Linked DNA regions of Homo sapiens: region 2 is linked to region 1. A link is an interaction called in ENCODE POLR2A ChIA-PET data of the cell type or tissue named here. Cell type or tissue: OCI-LY7. All regions are shown on one strand. Links, peaks and the distances in the headings refer to the core of each region. The heading gives the core; the rest is flanking DNA. Region 1 overlaps MME (membrane metalloendopeptidase). Region 2 has its middle 32 kb from the start of MME.

Evidence for each region. Peaks named below come from ENCODE experiments on the same cell type or tissue, not always from the same donor. Only the 100,000 strongest peaks of a DNase experiment are listed, where the experiment ranks them.
Region 2: POLR2A ChIA-PET joins it to region 1 with 10 read pairs; 2 of 35 experiments call an interaction of 5 or more read pairs at or near these places.

Annotation. Positions count from the first base shown.
Region 1 is chr3:155,143,133-155,154,703 of GRCh38, reverse strand. It overlaps MME (membrane metalloendopeptidase), which reads right to left. Exons shown (of 23, transcript NM_007289.4): 13 at 11,133-11,261; 14 at 10,247-10,345; 15 at 7,480-7,560; 16 at 6,051-6,154. Among named protein-coding and RNA genes, the nearest start is that of MME, 69 kb to the right of the region's middle. In OCI-LY7, for the core only: no CTCF peak of the experiment used is centred there; no DNase peak of the experiment used is centred there.
Region 2 is chr3:155,042,466-155,054,036 of GRCh38, reverse strand. It overlaps a transcript of MME not described here. Among named protein-coding and RNA genes, the nearest start is that of MME, 32 kb to the left of the region's middle. In OCI-LY7, for the core only: no CTCF peak of the experiment used is centred there; a DNase peak (open chromatin) is centred at 5,316; H3K4me3 peaks cover 638 bases; H3K27ac peaks cover 731 bases.

The DNA of each region.
Region 1 (11,571 bases), core at 5,531-10,530:
TAGAAAGAAGGTTGGTTCTAGAAACATTAGTGAAGTGGAAAAATCAGAAGGGATATTTTAGAAAGAAGCGAGGTACTTCTCTGCCACTCAAGAATGTGTTTTTTTCTCTTGGGTCATTTGATGCGGAGAAGCCAAGGAGGAAAACTTCCTGGCTCTTATGAAAACTTCACAGTAAGGTCCACAGAATTTTAGTGCCAGAAAGAACCTCAGACACATTCTACAGTCTAGCACAGCCTACTCATTTTATAAATAAGGAAACCACAGGGCTTTTAAAAGGCCACAGGTTGTGAATGGCAGAACTGGAACACTAAAAGAGTATTAGGCACTCATTGCAGTGGCAAAACTACAGTGTCACTTCCCAGGGTGCCAACTGCTCTGCCATTTTTGGTGGTGCTGGCCTTTCAGGAACTTTCTATATGCACCACGGAGTCACAGATGTTGAGCTGCCAGCTTTAGGGGTTCCACTTATTTCAGAGGTGTGCCACCATCCAATTGCACCAGATTAGAAAAAAAACACCATGCTTGAAGCAACCAAGGGGCAGACAGAAATGAGCCAATCATTTTTGTTTTGTTTTTTGTGAATCCTCTGCTCACCTCAATATTAATTTAAATGCTGACATATTGATTCCAGAGAATGTTTTACTAATAAGTAAAGGTTTAATTGTGGTTTGAAAAATTGTGTTTTACTAATAAGTAAAGCTTTGTGGTTTGAAAAAAGTGCTGTTCTAGCACTTTGTTTCCTGGTAATAGCAGCAACCAAACCCCGCCTTTCATCAGATTTAATTTTTAATCATCTGCCCCTTAAGATCATAGACTCCCGAGTAAAGGGCAACATCTTGTTCTCCTCTTTGTCATCTATTTTGTTTAGCACAGTGCTCTGCACAAGCTAGCTGCTCAATAAATGTTTATTGACTTGGCTCCTGTCAATGTCAGTATGCTTTCATTTTGATGCAGAACAGCAAGAGAGATGCACCAATGAGATTCCTCTTTGTACTTTATAAAAAGTTAACTCCAGGGCTCAACAGTTATGATTCACAAACACTAGCAACACCCATCACAATTATATCACAGGAAGTTCTGTCCTGAGAAACTAACAAAATAACATCAAGTCTAAAAACAAGAGACTCATTTTGTTTTGTTCTTGTACATCTTTTTCTTTAGAGATTCATGTTTGCTCTATGAACTCTAAATGAAAATTCATGTTACTAGAAGTAAATATTTTAGAAATATTGTTAAGTAACCAAAGGGTATTATATTCCCGATTCAGCACTATTTCTATGTTATAATGACATGTTTAAAATTCTTTACAAACTGGCGCAAAATCCTTAAAAGACATAATGTTTGAGATGATTTTGGAAACACATACTAGGCATCAGAAACCACATGAATCAAGAGCTTTTAAAATTTAAATCGCTTTAGAAGGCCAAGGTGGGTGGATCACCTGAGGTCAGGAGTTCGAGACCAGCCTGGCCAACATGGTGAAGCCCCGTCTCTACTAAAACTACAAAAATTAGCTGGGCATGGTGGTGCACACCTGTAATTCCAGCTACTCGGGAGGCTGGGGCAGGAGAATCGCTTGAACCTGGGAGGTGGGAGCCGAGATGGTGTCACTGCACTCCAACCTGGGTGACAGAGTGAGACTCCGTCTTAAAAAAAAAAAAAAAAGTAAATCCCTGTCCTTTGCAGGTGCCAGCCACTCATAAGAGCAGAGGGAGGCCCTTTTAGCTAAATTATTAACTTGGGTGTCTCACATGCAGACTTCCTGACTTCCTCAATTTCTTGAATTTGTTAAAGATGATGTTGTGTATCTTCCCCAGCCATGATAGTGAAATGTTTGGATGTGACCATTTTTTTTTTTTCTTTGAGACGGAGTGTCTCTCTGTCGCTCAGGCTAGAGTGCAGTGGTAAAATATTGGCTCACTGCAACCTCCACCTCCTGGGTTCAAGTGATTTTCTTGCCTCAGCCTCCTGAGTAGCTGGCATTACAGCTGCATGGCACCATGCCTGGCTAATTTTTGTATTTTCAGTAGAGACGAGGTTTCACCATGTTGCCCAGGCTGGTCTCAAACTCCTGACCTCAAGTGATCCGCCCACCTTGACCTCCCAAAGTGCTAGGATTATAGGCGTGAGCCACTGGGCCCAGCCAGATGTGACCATTTTTATTTTAGCAGCTGAGTTAGTTTTATTATCATTATTACAAATTGGCAATTTTATCATTTATTCTTCCCATAAACATTCATAAAGAGCTACATTCTGTTCATTAGTGTTTAAGCTCTGGTGACACAAATATCTGGTTTTTGCTTTCAATAGGGGCTAGTCCAACTAAACGTAGTAAAATGTACTGGTACTTTGACCAAAATGTGCAAAGTGTAGAACAGCCCAAGGTGAAGAGAAATATGCAATGGGGTGCTGTGAGGAAGGAGGTGACACTTAAAGTTTAATCAAATCATGTGTAGGTTTCTGTTAGATGAACCAGGGCATAAAGGGTGGTCCAGGGTAAGAGACAAGGATGTAAGAAAGACAGAGAAAGGATTTGGAAGTAATTCATATGGTTGGAGCTTTGGACAATGGTGAGGTGTAGGGTGAATGTGAAGGAACTCTGGAGTGCTAGTGTGGGGTATGAAGAGCCTTGGTTCTCTTCAAAACAGTCACACATCATGAGACAGGCAACAGGGATACACTGAAGTGTTTTCATCAGGAAATAAAATGCCAATTTGTGTCTTCAAAAAAATCTCTAAGGTAGTAGTGTGGAGGATAAACTGAAGATATAGAAGGTGGTTGGTAAAAAAAGTAGGATAATAATTGAGATGAGTCAATGAACAGTGAGAAATGTCTGAATTACAGAAGTGACCATGGGAATGGTGAGCTAGAGATCCCCTCTTCCCATTCCTACGTAATATTTAAATAGCAGCTGGTGGATGCAGACTTTTTTTTTAAAATGGAGATTTGAATTAACTATCACTGTAGATGTCAGGAATAACAGAAAGGGATAAGTCTAGGATGATTAAAATGAGTCCTTGGTTTCTGTCTTGGTAGCAGTAAAATGGAGGTTTTTAGAAAATGGGCAGATATTATTTTTTGCCTAAATGACAAATGCTGTGTTTTTAGGGTCAATAAGACATCTACATGGAGATGTTTCATAAGCATGTAGACATTTGGATTTGAATCTTAGTAAATGGATCTGAGTCAAATACAAATATTCAGCTGACATGATGATGATAGAAGATGTCGAGAAGTAAAATGAGTTTGCCCAGTGAGAGCATGTGAATTGGGGGAAAAAAGTGTCTAGAAGTTTACTATTTGGCTAATTGAATTCATTTACATTAGTTGCTGTCTTGAAAATTTAATGCATCATCATTTCTCTGAAGTGCCCTACAATACAACCCTACAAAAGTCTCAACTCTGTCCCTTCAGTTTTGGGTATGCACACATATTTCTCTTTCAAGACTTTGGGAGTGAGGATCTTGAGCATCTGAAAATGTAATTCTCTAAGATGTAACTACGGGCTATGTGGACAAGTAGAAGCAACAGAAATTATCTGTCTAAACATACACAGCAAGGACTTGAACTTGGTGCTCCACAAAAAGAGAAAAGAAAAAAGAGTAATGACTTTATTACATTTTTTTTTTTAGACGGATTCTTGCTCTGTCGCCCAGGCTGGACTGCAGTGGCGCGATTACAGGCCTGAGCCACCATGTCCAGCCAACTTTATTACTATTAAGCAGGTTCAAAATAAGTCAGTAACTTTCCCTGCAAGAAACCTTAATAAAATGAGAGGAGCTTCGATCATGTTGTATCCTATAGGGCTCAGTCTTAATGATTTGATGCAATTACTGTCAGAGGGTTTCTGATTATTTTGGAAGATAAAAATAAATTTTAAACCTAAATTGCCAAATTAAAGGCATCATCTTGTGAAAAATTCCATAAAATTGAATATGAACAGGAATGATATCACACAAAAGGGAAATAACACTAACTCAGGGGTTCTCACTTGGTGGGTGGTACTTAAAAAGAATACCAGTATCTGGGTTCCAGCTACAGAACAATTACATCACATTCTAGGGTGCTTGAGCTGGGGAATCAGTGTTTTTTAAAATGTTCCCCAGGTGATTATCATGTGCAGCTAGAGTTTTGAACCTTTGTATCTGGTATACAGGCAGACTATAGGAAAGAAAGGAAAGCTGGCTCCATATAGCAGAGAAGACCTTAGAATTCATATTGCATTTGTGATCATCAGAAGCTCATGGGGAGGACCAAAAAGTACTACTGAAGCATGTGTGCTATTGACCATTCATTCATTAAAATATTGTATACACTTTTGGCTTTTGATTATCTATCTTAAAAAGAGAAGAATGCAGAGAAAATCAGCCCATATGATGAAAGGGAATGAACAGTGTAAATTATATGACAAAATGATTATGAAACTGGCACTACGTTAACCTCAAAAGAAAACATCAAGCAATAATTCAACAACTATTTCTAGAATTATGAAGAAATTTCCTGATGTCCTATGGGTACTGGTTAATTTGGCCATTTCAGAAATAATATTTGACAGTATTTGTCTATAGATATTTTATAGTGCTAACAATTATTAAATCTTAGTATGTCTATTTTTAAAGAAATACAAATATACAGACTTATAAGAAATTTCTCAGATCATAAATTCACCCAGATAATTATTTTGCATAACTTTTTGTGTGTTTCAAGAGACAGGATATGGTAACTTGATTATAATGCCAAGCATGTGTATTCACTCTCTTTCTTTCCCAGATGGGACACTAAACATTCTATAATATTTGCAATCCCATTTTTAGCATCAGATAACACAATATTTGTTCCAATATGAACTTAGAAGTCAGCAAAAGAGTTGCTCTCTCTTTCAGGACACGTCAGTGTTGCAAGAGTTCAACATGTTGAGTAAGGATTAAAATGCACTGGCATTTCCATTAGCAGTTTTGTCCAACCTGTACTTGGTTTACTGAGAACAGAACAGTCTTATCATCAAATAAGCCCACAGCACTTTGTACTTTGCTTGGCACGACATTTCCCTCTTGGTGGTGCAGTTTATTACACCATGTCTTGTCTACCTTCTGCTCTTGTAATGTAATCAAAGTTCACCTTTGATTCTCCCAGTACCCAATGACACCTGGACTTCGTGTTCCAAAATGTTAATAAATGCATGAAAGGATAAATGAATGCATGAATGAAACAAGCACCTCTTTGGCATGTTACTGTGTTAGTTACCACACAAATCAAGTTAGTATATTTATTTTTCACTTGCTCACTCACTCATTAATTTTGTTTTAACTGAGATTCTTCAGTATGCTAGATGCTGAGACTTTATGGTCAAAAGGAATAGCCCCTGTTGTCTAGGGGCTAAGAGCCTAGGGAGAAAAAGTCAACATAAGTGGTTCTAGGAATTTCGGTGCATAAACACATATGCTGATAAATATGTTAGTTATATCTATTTAATAGAAAAAATAAAATCTAAACTAATAGTTATTAGGAAATACTAATGTCACTAATAAGCAGAGATTAAGAGCATAAGAAGACTGTGAATAAGAATGGTTCCTAGTATCTCCTATTTGACTACCACAGGGTTAGAAAAGTCTTACATTAACTATCTATGAAGGGGATGGAGTTGTGGGATTGACTGATAGAAAAAAGGTGGGGCTGTCAGCAGAAGAAAATTCTGGACACAGAGTAAGGCCTAAGAGAAGGCTTAAAGGAGCTATGAATTGGCTTACTTAAGCTAAGGTTTTTGAGAATCTTGTTCACAAATAAATTGAGCTGATAGGCAATGACATAAGACGAAACTAAAGACATGTAAATTTGAGGATACCTTAATGAGAAAGGTATTTTAATCTGGTTAAAGTCTTGATCCATATCTTTAGTATACCATAATTAGATGCTTTTAGAAGTTCTCAATAAAAAGAGGACTTTGTACTTTTTAATATTTTTCTAACTGAGGCTCTTTCACTTAATCCAACAAAGAAAGGAGGGAAAGACCTGCTTCTAGATGATCACATTAGAAATGAGAATATACGCACTCATCTTTGTCCACCTTTTCTCGGAGCTTCTTCAGTTGTTTACTTTGGCTGAATTTCAAATTTTGAATTATGTTCTCGAAGTATTCATCTTCTTTGTAGTTCAACTGTATTATAAAGAAGATTTGGGAAGAAATATTAAAACCGGTATCTTCTAAATTTTTGCTAAAAACATAGGGATTTTCTTAAATTATATCAGTCAATAAAGTTAAAAGAGAGCATTAAAAAACTTACCAAAAAAGGATGTAGTTCCAGTTAACCTAATTCTATTAGTATATCACAGGTCAGTATTCCAGCCAAATCACAAATTCAGTGTATTATTTTATAATAATCAAATGAAACCAAGTGTCAAACAAACCTCACATTAATGACATTAATCTTCACATAACACATGTGGATAATAGCACATTCTTCTTTAGTACTTACCATGTGCCAAGTACTATTCTAAGTACTTTAAATTTTACATTATACTCATTTAATTCTATTATACTAATAGAATCTAATATTATGTTCATTTAATACCGATGAACTAAGGGCTCCTATCCCCATTTTAAAGTCAAGGAAACTGAGATATAGTTTAGTCACTCGACCAAGTTTAAATGAGTGGTGGAACTGGGATCTGGAATCAAGGAACTTGGTTTTGAGTCTGTGTTCGTAGCCACTATGCTCCTGCTATAAGGACCCCTGGGTCTTGCAAGCTATAACCAGCTCATTTAAAAGAAAAAGTCAAGTTTCTTCTGCAAATGGAAAGAGAGAAGAAGGCAGTATGGTTTGCAAATCCCCATGCTAGACTAGTAATCAATGAATGAGGAATCACTGTCATCCCAGGACCTGGGCAAGGATCACCTCGCTGTCATCAGGGTATCATGTAGTTGTGGTGACTGCAGAGTTAGCAGCAAGACTTTCAGTTGAGTCTGAAATCAGCACTGCAGTGACTTTAAGCAACTCTCTGCTCTTTTAACTGTTACATTACCAGGGCAGAACAAAATAGTTTTCAGTTCTCAAATATCAGGGTTTGTTTTGTTTTGTTTTTAAAATACAGTAGGCATGAATTGGTTTTTCCAGTAGAGGAAAACTTAGAAGGTGGAGGGAAACTCGAAGCCTGTGTAAAATGTGATAAGAAGCCTGCCTGTTGTTCACCACCTTGATGTCTATCCCTTCCTTGATACTCTTTAAAGGACACCAGATTTTACTTACGGTTCTTAAAATGGAATATATGGAAACCAAATGAACAATAACCAAATATAGTCCTGGCTAATGAAAACAAAAAGGCTAAAACAAATATCATTCTGGCACCAGCGTTGAAGGCTTTATATAATACAACCTGTGGTTTCAGGCTACTTCATATAATTTCAGGCACCCCATAGCTAAAAATGACACTACTACCAGCCCTAAGTATCAGTAGTCCAGAGTCTATTTTATAGAGACTTACCTCGAGGTACTCATTATTCAGTTTGTTATCATTTGAAACAATGTCATCAGGATAGCCGATCCTTTCTTTAATTGCTAAGGCCTATGAAAATTATAATATTGAATGTGAAGATGATTATATAACTTTCAGATACAAATTTATAATCTGCCCATGACTAGCAATTGAATAACTTGATCCATACTGTTCATAAAATGAGTGTCTGACATACTTAAACAGAGATCTTTGCAATGGCTCTTTCCTGGGAGGTTCAAGAATAAATGAAAATCAGGTCTGAAATTGAGTTTCTAATGCCTTATCCTTATAGGCTGCAGCTTTCTCAAGAAAACCAACATAAAAACTGACAAAACTCATTGTTCCACATATTTTGTACTTTTATGAACTTTTTCTCTCAAAGCTTTTTTTTTCAATTTTTTAGAAGAAGTAATATTTACAGCTTCCATTCCAGCAGGTTATAATTACCTTTCTGCCTCATTGATTTGACTGAGAAAACAGATATGGGCTTATAGGTTTACTGCTAATACTAGTCCTAAATATTGGTTCCTGGAGTTTTTATGTTCTCCTTTATTCTCCAAAGTCAGTGTACCTATCTTCTCAAGTTCAATAAATGACATTAATTAGTTAAGTGGAAAACGAGGTTTTCCTTGTTATTCCAGCTCATATTTATTATGTATTTACTACTATCTTTTTTTTTTTTCTTTTGAGACAAGGTCTTGCTCTGTTGCCCAGGCTGAAGTGCAGTGGCACAATCAGGGCTCACTGCAATCTCCACCTCCTGGGCTCAAGTGATCTTCCCATTTCAGCCTCCCAAATAGCTGGGACTACAGGCATGCACCACCATGCCCAGATAATTTTTGTATTTTTTGTAGAGACAGCATTTCACCACGTTGCCCAGGCTAGTCTCAAACTCCTGGGCTCAAGCAATCTGCCTGCCTCGGCCTCCCAAAGTGCTGGGATTACACCAGGGAGCCACTGCACCTGGCCTATTTATCACTACTTCTAAAGTTCATTTTTAATTATTTTAAAATGGTTTATTTTACTTATTTTATTATTTCATTATCACTTGTTTACTACTTGTTATTTCTATTTTTATTTTATTTCTCTCTTGATTTTCTCAATGATACTTGACTTTTGATTTTACCACTTCGTATCACTCTTAAATAATTTAATTAATTTAAATTTTTCATGGGGGGTTTAGCCTGTATCTCTGAGTTACATGGTTTCCCATCAAATGGATGCAGTTTTATTACAAATCTGTCACATGAGCCCAGGATTTCCCCAGTCAGTGGATCAGGCCTCATATGTATCACTGAAGTCACTGAGGCCAAACCCATTTTCTTGTAGGTTTGCCATCAGTCATGACAATCCAGCCCCCACTTAATGATACTTTATTTACTGTAAGACATTTCCTTAAAGAGTGTTCTAAAGGATACAAATTCTACAGAAAGTATAAGGTAGTAAACACACAAAAAAATTATTGTGAATTACTTCGGGTAAATGCTGTCGCAAAAACATTAAGCAAGTTTCTTTATTGCAGGACTTCTTACAATTAAAAATGGGTTAGATTATAAGGTTAGAATCATAAGTTATTATAAATATCCAGGATGGGAAATTAATTTATCAATTTACTCACTCAATATATTTCAAGGGTCTACCAAGGGCCAGGTATGTTATAAAGGGCTGAGGATATAATGCTAGGCAGTATTTTCTGCCCCCCTGCCCCCAACCATAAAGAGCTTATTGTAAACAGCAATGATAAGCAGTGAAATAAATATTAACTCCCACGTATGATAATAAAATCACACCCTAGGAGCATGTAACCCAGCCTAGGGTGAGATGAGGGAAGCCTTCCTACAAGAAGTGTTCACCAAACTCTTTTGACCATGAGCCTCTTGTGGAATAACTTGCATGTCCAGTATTTTGTGACACCACTTTGGAAATGCCGATCCAGAACAATCCAACTGGCTTTACCAAGCAGAGCCATGTCATGCACAGCTGTGACATGAAAGGAGCAAATCCAACCTGAATGTCTGAAGAGCTGGCCAGAGTGATGGAAAGATAGCAATACTGGGGGCAGAGGTTCTAGGCCTAACCCACTCAGGGCTCTTTGAGAGCTGAAAAAAGATAGTCCTTCCATGTGATTTAATTCTAAAAGAAAACTAGACCAAGGTTGATTATCTTATTAAAATACATTTATTATTGTCTCCTCTATCAATCCAAATCGTCTGCTTTTTCTGCCAACCTAACTACAGAGATTAGTCAGGATGCATGTGAATGTTGCTCATAAAGCATGTTAACAGTTTTCACAGGACATGTTCCCCCTAGTTATTATATAATTATAAAGACAAATGATCACAGTAAATTTAAACCTAAGATTTCCTGAGAAATCTTAGACCTATTCTTATGAAACTCAGTAAAAGTCTCAATAAAAGCTGCACATTATGGGTGGGCATGAATAGTTATAAAAAAGCTTCTTCAACATCTCTTTAATTATAGATCTTATAATGCACCAATAGTGCACCACCTTACATTTGCTTGAACAGAAACTTAATATTTTCACCTTGCTAGAGTATTGGTTGCAGAGATAAAAGATTAAAATTGTAGAAATATATCTTTATCCACAAAAACTCTTTCTGGAAACACTACATATTGAAGGAGCTTACAAGTTTTTATGCAATCTTTGATTATATTTTTTTCTAAATGTTTTTAAAGTTAATTTTTCCTATACTAGCAAAGATTTTTCTTTGCTAGTTAGCTGTCTGCTCTTTACCTTTTCTTCAGCTCTCTTTTTTGTCTCGGCATCCATCCAAGTGAGGTCATCTAAAGTCTGAATAAAAACTTCTCGGATCTGTGCAATCAAATCCTCGACCTCAAATCAGAACAGAAGACAAATATAGGTCATTAATTCATTCTTTGTAACACAGATTTTTAAAAATAGAGCTACATGCTATCTTTGTATGACTTAATATGTTAATAAACGTAAATTTATAGACAAACTGTGACCTAAGCTAACAGATATATGGGACCATTATATTTTAAAAGCAATATTGCTATTATCGACACTCTTGATTAAATAGGTCTTAATATATGCATTAAGGTAAAAATCATTTTCAGAATATAATGGTTTCACTATCATACTGGAAGAACTAATGTAAAATATTAGGGCTGTCATTACCATTAGTGGTTTAGCTAAGCATAAAGTAGCATTTCAATAAATTCTTTCACCATACCATTAAGTTCCACTGTCTTCATTTTCCTAACAATGAAAAATAAAGCACATTTCTTATACTCCAAATAAATCCTGTTTTACTTTCTATGTTTTTAAGAAAATACTAATTTGGGGGCAATTTTGATAATAGAAGAGTTTATAAATGACTATATCAATAGAACATGTTACTGGGTACTCCAAATACACTGCTTCTGGAAAATGGTGAGTTGGTTTCAGACTAGACAGTATTAGGAGCAGAAACATAACTAGACTCTTGGGGAAGGCAAGGGAAGATTTATTGGGAAACAATGGCATATTATGATTCAGAGGTTCTCTGCCTAAATTAATAAAATTTTAGCCAAATGATGGAGAACTGTAATTGCTCATCAGTGTGAACAAACTGATAGTGTCCTGTATAACTGACAGTGTATTATTCTGAAAACATTACCACATGTTTACTCTCTCCAGCAAATGCTGCTTCCACATAAAGCCTCCCCACAGCATTTTCCATATTCCCATTGACATAGTTTGCACAACGTCTCCAAGTTGCTGTTTCTGAGGTTGTACCATAAAGGGCCTACGGAAAAGAAAAAGGAAATGGCATTTGACCAGAAGGAAAGGTCTGGAGCATGTTAAGAGCACACATTTCACAAATGTCTCATCTAAGTTCTTGAAATATTCATCACTTCTCCTCACAAGGCCCATGTTCCTAGCCTATGATGAAATGTAATCCAAATGGATTGTTTACTTATATATGATCTGAAAACTAGGCATATTTTCAGTAGATGCCCCAGTAGAACTTTTTGCTATTACAACTTAATATCATTGTAGAAAGCGTTAGAAAAACATACAACACTGTAACCACTGCACAAACATAAATGTGAAGT
Region 2 (11,571 bases), core at 2,286-7,285, 97 kb after region 1:
ATTCTTAGCAATCCTCTCCATCTGTGGACCACTGGGACACGCATAGGATAAACATTTTCATTTCCATAGGGAGAAATTGGAAGTTATAAAAGGGTTACTGGTTTGAAGCAAGTGCAAAAATTGGCAGGACAAACTGCATTCAGCTCAAGGTCTGAAAATAATCCTCTGAGGCTTGATCCTCTGTTTTCTGGGCCCATGGTAGTCATCCTGCTGTCTCTGGCCTTTATATTTGTATCTGTGGTTCTGCCCTCAGAGTAATTCTTCCTTTCTCTTAAAGATGAACAAATATTTGTGACTGAATAGCTCTATCAGCCCATTTCTTGCTAGAATCCCAGAAATCTGGTGGCCTTCCTTCATTTTGTCTTCTCTCTGCCCCTTTCAGTCCAGGCTGGTAGTGTGATAAGGTTTGGCTGCACTCCCACCCAAAGCTCATCTTGAATTGTAATTCCCATAATCCCCACAAGTCATGGGAGGGACTCTATGGGAGGTAATTGAATAACTGGGACAGTTATCTTCATGCTGTTCTCCTCATAGTGAATAAGTACTCAAGAGATCTGATGGTTTTATAAGGGGCTTCTCCTTCACTCTGTACTAACTTATCTCACCTGCCACCATGGAAGACGTGCCTGTTTCATCTTCTGCCATGATTGTAAGTTTCCTGAGGCCTCCCTAGACATGTGGAACTGTGTCAATTAAACCTCTTTTCTTTACAAATTACCCAGTCTTGAGTATGTCTTTAAAGCGGCATGAAAACAGACTAAAACAGTAAATTGGTACCACAGAGAATGGGTGCTGCTGTGAAGATACCCAAAAATTCAGAAGTGACTTTGGAACTGTGTAATGGGCAGAGACTGGAACCGTTTGGTGGGCTCGGAAGAAGACAGGAAAATGTGGGAAAGTTTGGAACTTCCCAGTGACTTGTTGAATGGCTTTAACCAAAATGCTGATAGTAATATCAACAGCAAAATCTAGGCCAAGGTGGTCTCAAATGGCAATGAGGAACTTGTTGGGAACTGGAGTAAAGATCACTCTTGCTGTGCAAAGAGACTAGTGGCATTTTGCTCCTGCCCTAGAGATCTGTGGAACTTTGAACTTGAGAGAGATGATTTAGAGTATCTGGCAGAAGAAATTTCTAAGCACCGAAGCATTCAACAGAAGGCAGAGCATAAAAGTTTGGAAAATTTGCAGCCTGATGATACAATAGAAAAGGAAAACCCATTTTCTGGGGGAGAAATTTAAGCCTGCTGCAGTAATTTGCATAAGTAATGAGGAGCTGAATGTTAATCACCAAGACAATGGGGAAAATGTCTCCACGACATGCCAAAGGCCTTCATGACAGCCCCTTCTATCACAGGCCCAGAGGCCTAGGAGGAAAAAATGGTTTTGTGGGCTGGACCCAGGGCCCCCCTGCCCTGTGCAGCCTCAATACGTGGTGCCCCACATCCCAGCTACTTCAGCTCCAGCTGTGGCTAAAAGGGGCCAAGATACAGCTCAGGTCATTGCTTCAGAGGGTGTAAGCCCCAAGCCTTGGCAGCTTCCACCTGGTGTTTGTCCTGCAGGTGCACAAAAGACAAGGATTGAGCTTTGAGAACCTCTGCCTAGATTTCAGAGGATGGACAGAAATGCCAGGATATCCAGGCAGAGGTGTGCACATGGAGAACCTCTTCTAGGGCAGTGCAGAAGGGAAATGTGGGGTTGGAGCTCCCACAGAAAGTCCCCACAGAGACACTGCTCAGTAGAGCTGTGAGAAGAGGGCCACCGTCTTCCAGATCCCAGAATGGGAGATACACTGACAGCTTACATTCTGCACCTGGAAAAGCCACAGGCACTCAATGCCAGCTTGTGAAAACAGCCAGGATGCGGGACTGTACCCTGGAAAGCCACAGGTGAAACTGACCAGGGCTGTGGAAGCCCACCTCTTACATCAGCATGACCTGGATATGAGATGTGGAGTCAAAGGAGATTATTTTGGAGCATTAAGTTTTAATAACGGCCCTATTGATTTCAGATTTGTATGGGGCGTATAACCCCTTTGTTTTGGCCAATTTATCTTATTTGGAACAGGTGTATTTATCCAATGCCTGAACCATCATTGTATCTAGGAAGTAACTAATTTGCTCTTAATTTTACTGGCTCATAGGCGGAAGGGACTTGCCTTGTCTCAGATAAGACTTCAGACTAGGACTTTTGAGTTAATGCTGGAATGAGTTAAGACTTTGGGAGGCTGTTGGGAAGGCATGATTGTGTTTTGAAATGTGAGGACATGAGATTTGGTCAGAGACGGAATGATATGGTTAGGCTTTGTATCCCCACCAAAATCTCATCTTGAATTGTAGTTCCCATAATACCCATGTGTCATGGGAGGGACCCTATGGGAGGTAATTAAATCATGGGGGCAGTTACCCTCACACTGTTCTCATGATAGTGAGTCAGTTCTAATGAGATCTGATGGTTTTATAAGGAGCGTCCCCTTTGCTTGGCACTCACTTCTCTCACCTGCCTCTCACCTGTAAGATGTGCCTGTTTTGCTTTCCACTATGATTGTAAGTTTCTTGAGGCCTCCTTTGCCACGCAGAATTGTGAGTCAATTAAACCTCTTTCCTTTATAAATTACCCAGTTTCAGGTATGTCTTTACAGCAGTGTGAAAATAAACTATCACATAGTGTTTCTGCTAGTGTAGCATTCTGAAAAGCCTTGTTGGTTTCCCATGGAATTCACAGCAGTCCATGCTATTGGACAAGAGTCCTCTACAGACATTTTCTTGAATAATGTCATCTAAATTTTTGGCTTCTGCTGAGAAGGTTGATCTGATTATTGAGTTACACATGTAATCTTTTCAGCAAAATATTGTTCAGGATGTTTGTTCTTACTTCTAGAGCATACTACCTGATAGGCTGAGAATTTTCCAAATCATCAAACTCTGGTTTCTTTTGCTTAACAGTTTCTTCCTCAATTTATGTCTTTTCTGCCACATTTTTCTACGAGCGGCAAAGATAAATAAGGCTGAACCTCCCACACTTTGCTTAGAAATATCCTCAGCTCAAACATCCAAGTTAATCACTTATGTGTTTTGCTTTCTGCCCAACTATAGAACACAATTCACTCAAGATTTCTGTCACCTCATAGGAACCGGCAAAAATTTCATGATGAAGACCCCAAAAGCAGTTGCAACACAAGCAAATGTTGACAAGTGGGATTGAATTAAACTAAAGAGCTTCTGCACAGCAAAATAAACTATTAACAGAGTAAACAGACAACTAGAGAATAGGGTAAAATATTTACAAACTATACATCTGACAGTGTTCTAATATCCAGAGTCTATAAGGAACTTAAACAAATTTACAAGCAAAAACCAAACAACCCCATTAAAAAGTGGGCAAAGACATCAACAAACATTTTTTCAAAAGAAAACATACATGCAACCAAGAAGCATATGAAAAAATGCCCAACATCACTAATCATTAGAGAAATGTAAATCAAAACCGTGATGACATACTATCTCACGTGAGTCAGAATGGTTATTATTAAAAAGTCAAAAAATAACATACTGGCAAGGTTGCAGGGAAAAGGGAATACTTACACACTGCTGGTGGGAGTGTTAATCAATTCAGTCATCATGGAAAGCAATGTGGCAATTCCTTAAAGAACTAAACAGAATTACCATTCAATCCAGCAATCCCATTATTGGGTATATAACCAAAGGAATATAGATTATTCTATCATAAAGACACATGCATGCATATGTTCATCACAAAACTATTTATAATAGCAAAGACACAGAATCAACCTAAATGCCCATTAATGGTAGACTCAATAAAGAAAATGTGGTATATATACAACATGGAATACTACGCAGCCATAAAAAAGAATGAAATCGTGTCCTTTGCAGCAACATGAATAGAGCTAGAGGCCATTATCCTAAGCAAACTAATGCAGGAAGAGAAAACCAAATATGACATGTTCTCACTTACAACTGGGAGCTAAAGAACCAGAACACATGGACACAAAGAGGAGAATGCTAGATACTGGGGTCTACTTGGAAGTGAAGGTTCGGAGGAGGAACGAGATCAGAAAAAATACCTTTTGGGTACCGTGCTTAGTACCTGGGTGATGAAATAATCTGTACACCAAACCCTTGTGACATGAGTGTATGTATATAACAAACTTGCAAGTGTACCCCTGAACCTTAAACAAAAGTTAAAAGAAAATAACAAAATAAGGTAAAAACAATTTCTGTCACCTTATAATGAGAATTTTCTTTCTTCCATTTTTTGATGACATACCTCTCATTTCCTTCTGAGATCACACCAGAAACATCCTTTTACTTATATTTCTACCAACATTCTGTTCTCTCTCTATATATAGATAGATAGATAGATAGATAGATAGATAGATAGATAGATAGATATACTAAGATGATAGAAGATCTCTCTACCATGTTCCTTAATTCTATCTGAGCCCTCAGCAGAATTGCCTTTAACATTCATATTTCCACCAAGCATCTCTTCAAGGCAATCTAAACTTTTTTTTCTATAAAGTGGCTTAAAAATTCTTCCAGCCTCTACTCATTTCCCAATTCCAAAGCTACTTCCTCTCTTCTGTACCTCTCTCCTAGCCTCTGGTGGTTTCTGGCAATCCTTGGCATTCTTTGGCTCGTGGATGTATCACTCCAGTCTGTACATTGATCTTTACATGGCTTTGTTCTCTAGGTATTTCTGTTTGACCTTTTCCGTTTCTTATAAGGGTACTCTCTTGGGACATGGGGTGCATCCTAATCCGGCATAATCTTATCTCAATTATTATCTTAAATACATCTGGAAAGACTATTTCTAAATAAGGTAATATTCTGAGTTTCCAGACGTAAATTTTGGGGTAACACTATTCAATTCACTATACATACATGAGAGATCTGAACACAGAAGAATTAAGAAGAACATACATTCAGTAAAATTGAAATAAAAAATAAAATAATGAAGCAATAGAAAGAAATAAAATGGGAGATTTCAGGGCTAAGGCACCAAACTGGGGGTGCTTAACACAGAACTAATGAATAAGTTAAACATGTTAAAAACAGAGTTTTTGAAATGGAGGGAAGGTTTGAGATAATAACAGTGATTTGATATGAAAGGGACAGAGATTAAAACAATTAGAGGCAATGTAAAAGATATGGAAAGCAAACAATAATTCTATATGAAGACCTTCAGTATGCATGGATAAGATAAACCAAGCACTAGAATAGAGAAAAATATTCAAAGACAAAATAATGAGTATTTTTACATGAAAAGGAAGAACTGAAACCACAGATCAAGAGGCCTACCATGTACTAAGAAAAACTGATGAAGAATGTTCATCATCAAGAATAATCTACTCTAAACTTCAAGGACAAAGAATTTTATGAGGATCCAGGTGTAAAAAAACGGTATGCAGGTAGTTTCAGACTCCCTCTAATTTTACAGTGACACAAAGTCTCTAGAGCTCTGATGAAATGAATTAATAAAAAAAATTCAAGATTTGTTGTCATTTAAGTACAAAAGGTATCATTAAACAAATGCCAAAATCTCAGAAAATAATCCTACTACAACCCATTTCTCCCAATACTAAACTCTGAACAACAAACAAAAATTCTGAATTACACTGAAAAGAAACAAAAGAAGACAGATTGTAGAAGAGAGCAAAAACTGAATGACATGTTCCATATTGAGTGAGTTTCCCATTTATTTGTTAATTGATTTTTCCTTTGTGACTCTGCTCTAAGAGCAGGCCCCATAGAAACCAGGAAAAGGGGACTTTACAAGCTGAAGTGAGTTAGGGGGAAATTCTTAGGAAGGAGAAAATTAGAGAAGTTTTCTAATTCTGTATGTGATCCTACACAGGTTTCTGCCTAACTCCTATCTATGCATGTACAAGTCAGACCAAATTAGCACATAACAGAGGTTTCAAAATGGGACGGAGCTTTGATCTCCATGCACAAATCTCTTGCTTTAACTCAGGAATAATGCCCCCTGGAATAAAGCCTACTCAGGAAAGACCTAAATAATGGATAAAATAACTGAAATGATAACTAGACTACTCAAAACACCCTCATACTAATCCATGAACCATAAATACATGAGCAACACCTACAACAGATTAACAAAGGCTCCGAACATGGAACTGAAATTCAAATTACCACCTACAGAAATGAGACAGATCATACTGCCTGAATCGGACTGGCTTCTACAGATACTTAAAACAGAAACCATAGTCTACCCAATCCATCTTTTACAATGTTAAGGATACAATAAAAAAAAATTATCCTACATACAGAGAACCAAGAACATGTGTCTAATCGTCAGGAGAAAAGACAATGAACTCCTGTCATCCTTGAGATCCTCCTAGATATTGGAACTATCAGATACTTTAATGCAGCTAATATAACTAAGGCAACATGTTGTAGAGCGAACACTCCTGAAAAAAATGAAATGAGAGAAAGTCTCATGAGACATGTAGAGACTTGTCTTTTTAAAAAGAACCAAATAGAAATTTTAGAGGTGATAAGTACTATTATGCATTGCTTAACAACAAGGATATGTTCTGGGAAATGTGTTGTTAGGTGATTTTTGTTGTTGTGTGAATACCATAGAGTGTACTTACACAAACCTAGATGATACAGCTTACTACACACCTAGGCCATATAGGATAGCCTGTTGCTCCTAGGTTACCACCTGCACAGCATGTTACTCTATTAAATACTATAGACAGTGGTAAAATACTCTATTACATACTATAGACAGTGGTAAAACAATGGAAAGTATTTATTTAGCTACACATATATAACCATAGGAAAGGTCTAGTGAAAATATGGTATAAAGGATAATAAATGGAATACCTGTATAGGATACATACCTTGAATGGAACTTGCAGAACTGAAAATTTCTCTAGGTGAGTCAGTGAGTGAGTGGTGAGTGAATGTGAAGGCCTAGGACATTACTGTACATTACTGTAGACTTTATAATCACTGTACACACTAAAGTTATATAAAACAAGTTTCTTTCTTCAGTAATAAACCTTAGCTTACTGTAACTTTTCTACTTTATAAACTTTTAAATTAAAATTATCTGACTCTTTTGTAATAACATTTAGCTTAAAACACAAAACATTGTACAATTGTACAAAAATTATTTTTCTTTAGAACCTTATCCTCTAAACTTTTTTCTATTTTTACAACTGTTTACTTATTTTTACTTTTTAAACTTTTTTGTTAAAAATTAACACACAAACACACATATTAACCCTAGGCCTACACAGGGTCAGGATAATCAAAATGTCACTAGGCAGTAGAAACTGTTTTTCTTTTTCTTTTTTTGAGACAAAGTCTCACTCTTGTAGCCCAGGCTGGAGGGCAGTGGCGTGATCTCAGCTCACTGAAACCTCTGCCTCCTGGGTTCAAGCGATTCTCCTGCCTCGGCCTCCTAAGTAACTGGGATTACAGGTGCCCACCACCACGCCCACCTAATTTTTTTGTATTTTTAGTAGAGATGGGGTTTCACCATGTTGGCCAGGCTGGTCTTGAACTCCTGACATCAGGCAATCCACCCACCTTGGCCTCCCAAAGTGCTGGGATTACAGGCATGAGCCATCACTCCCGGCCAGCAATGGGAAATTTTATCTCCATTATCATCTTATGGGCCACCCTCATATATGCAATCTGTTGATGATTGAAATGTCATTATGTGGCACAAGATTGTATAATATATTCAAATTTTAAAAGTCTTACTGGATAGTTAGGTTCACAAGCTGCAAGGAGATGACAGAGGAACCAGTCAGTAAACTTTAAGATAAGTTGAAAGAAATTACCCAACCTGAAGAATAAAGAGAAAACAAGTTGGAAAAAACTCTCAGCTCTCAGGGACACATAGGACAATATTAAAAAGTCTAACATACATGGATAGGAGTCTTAGAGAGTTGGTGCAAGAGATAGAGGCACAAAAGCTAGTTGAAGAAAATCCGGCTAAAATTCCCCAAATTTGGTGAAAGACATAAACTTATAGACTGTAGAAGCTCAGCAAACTCCAAATAGGATGAACTCAAAGAATATCACAGAGAATACAGAAAATCAGAAAATACTTTTGACTGAATTATAATGAACAGATAAATCTAATACTATCCTTAGAGGGAAACTCATACTTTTAAATGTTCATATTAGAAAAGAAGAAATATTTCAAGTCAATGCCTAATATCCCACCTTAAGAAGCTAAAAAAAAAAGCAAACTATACACAGTCAGTTGAAGAAAATATTAAAGATAAGAACAGAAATCAACAAAATGGAAAACAGACTAGAGAAAATGAACAAAACCAAAGACTGATTCATTGAAAAGACCAACAAAATTGACACTCTCAGGTAGTGATCAAGAAGACAAGGAGATAAACCATCAAGATCAAGAATAAAAAAGAGATGATCACCACAGAGCCTACTGATACCAGCCTGGGTGACAGAGTGAATCTCCGTCTCAAAACCAAAAAAAAAAAAAAAGATAATTAATTTTGAAAGATCCAAACCACAACTACCTAGACATTTATACTTAAAAATACTTAAAAGTATTTTTATAGGCCAGGCGTGGTGGCTCACACCTGTAATCCCAGAACTTTGGGAGGCTGAGGTGGGCGGATCATGAGGTCAGGAGATGGAGACCATCCCGGCCAACATGGAGAAACCCTGTCTCCACTAAAATACAAAAATTAGCCAGGTGTGGTGGCAGGCACCTGTAGTCCCAGCTACTCAGGAGGCTGAGGCAGGGGAATCGTCTGAACCCAGGAGACAGAGATTGCAGTGAGCCAAGACCGTGCCATTGCACTCCAGCCTGGCGACAGAGCGAGACTCCGTCTGAAAAAAAAAAAAAAGTCTTTTTATAAAGAAGAAATCAAACCAAATTTGCAGAAAAGATAGAAGGACTACTTTCTGAAAAATCAGTTTAAAGGGTTTCATGGACAATGATAATTCATGGATAATTCCAACCCGATTTAAAGTATCTCAGTGAACAGAGAAAGAAGAAAAGCTTTCAACTACATATTTGAGCAGAAAAAGATACTAAAATTTGACTTCCCACCAAAAAAAAAAAAAATTGCAGACCAAGCTCACTTACACTATTAATATGCATGTATTTAAAACATTTGTAAATAGCATTAAGTGGATCAATTAATAAATTCTACTTCTTCGTCAAGTGCAGTTCATCCTAAGAATGCAACTATATTTACATGCTAGAAAATTAACTAATATAATTTTTCATAATATTGGACTAACAGGGGGAAAATATCCCAACCCAATAGATGTTGAATATATTTGACAAAAATCCAGCATAATGAAACTGCTTAATGGAGAAACACTATAAACATTCCAATTAAGAAGATACTCAGGAGGCTGAGGCAGGAGAATCGCTTGAACCCGGGAGGCAGAAGTTGCATGAGCTGAGATTGTGCCATTGCACTCCAGCCTGGGCAACAACAGCGAGACTCTGTCTCAAAATAAATAAATAAAAATTTAAAAAAGCAATAATAATATATAATCTTTCTCAACAGTAAAGAAGCTGCTCTAGCAGTAAACAATAAATGTTAGAAAAACAAAAGCTGAGTGTGGTGGCTCACACCTGTAATCTCCCAGTACTCTGGGAGGCCGAGGCAGGTGGATCGTCTGAGATCAGGAGTTCAAGACCAGCCTGGCCAATATATTGAAATCCCATCTGTACTAATAATACAAAAATTAGCCAGGTGTCCTGGCGTGCACCTGTAATGCCAGCTACTCCAGAAGCTGAGGCAGGAGAATTGCTTGAACCCGGCAGGCAGAGGTTGCAGTGACCTGAAATTGCACAACTGCACTCCAGCCAGAGTGACAGAGCAAGACCCCCTGTCTCAAAAAAAAAAAAAAAAAAAAAAAGAAAAAGGAAGAAAATATTCAACATATAATAGTTATAAAAGAGAAATACTTAATGAGGAATGTATAAAATTTATAAAACTGTTATGACTACATTTTTAACTTCATTGAGATTGATAAAATGGAAGCTGGCTTATGAATAGGTAAAGTCAACATTGCAAAGCTAGCAATTAATGCTAAATTAATTAAAGTTCATCAGTCTCATTAAAATAGCAAAAGCTTTTGGGGATGAATCAGACAAAATACTAACAGAGTAAATTCGTAAAAGTAAACATGTAAGTATAGCAAGGACAATTTTGAAACAGAAAAGTGACAGCAGAAGACTTGTCTATCAGATAATAGAACGTCTAATCAAGTAAAAATATTAAAAGAATTTGGTACTATAAAATAATTATATATAGGAAACATAATAAAAGGTCCAGTAATAGATACAACTATTTATGGGAAATTAATATATTATGAAGGTGGCAAATGGGTGAAGAAAAATAGATTCATAAGGCTGGACGCAGTGGCTCACACCTGTAATCCCAGCACTTCGTGAGGCCAAGGCGGGTGGATCACCTGAGGTTGGGAGTTCGAGACCAGCCTGACCAACATGGAGAAACCCCATCTCTACTAAAAATACATAATTGGCCGGGCGTGGTGGTGCATGCCTGTAATCCCAGCTACTTGGGAAGACTGAGGCAGGAGAATCGCTTGAACCTGGGAGGTGGAGGTTGCAGTGAGCCAAGATCGCACCATTGCATTCCAGCCTGGGCAACAAGAGAGAAACTCCGTCTCAAAAAAAAAAAAGAAAGAAAGAAAAAGAGGTTCATAAGTAATACTGCAAAAATTTGCTAGAAGTTTGGAAAACTAAAGTTGATTTCTGTCTAATACTAATATTAAAATAATATCTGGCTATATCAAAAATTTTAAAATAGCATTATAAAATTACTGTAAGAAAAGTTGGATAAACTTATACATAAATTTTGTCACAGGGAGGACCTTCTAAGCAGGGCACAAAACACCAAAGCCATAAAGAAACAGGTATAAAATGTTGAAAATTATACCATAAAAAGACTCTAAGCATAATTTTGTAAAAAACAAAATTAAAAAAACAAAAAAATGTGAGTATCTTGGAAAAGTGTTCATAACCTACAAATGGTGATTTTTCTATACTTACAAATGTGATATATATATATATATATACATATATATATATATATATATATATATATATATATATATAAAACCTACTATTGGTAATTTTTCTAAATTTACATGGGGTTTACTTGAATGGCCTCTTAAGATAAAATGTAGCAGAAAATAGGCAAAGATGATAAACACTTGACAGAAAAAGAAATGTAAAGGGTCAAAAACATGAAAAGATACTTTCATTCATAATTAAATAAAGTCAGTGAAAGCAAAGTGATATTTTTCACTTTTCAGATTAACACAATTCAAAACATTTGTTAACATCCAATGGTGGGGAGGGCATGAAAAAATAGATACATTCATACACTACTGGTAGGAAAATAAAATACACAACCTCCTTGAAAGGTAACTTAGCAAGTTATTCAAATTGAAAAATGTAAAGATTCAAACAGTCTTTGGCATATAGTGCAATTTGTGCAAAATGTTATGCACATATGTATAAACATGTGTGTACATGCGTGTGCCTATC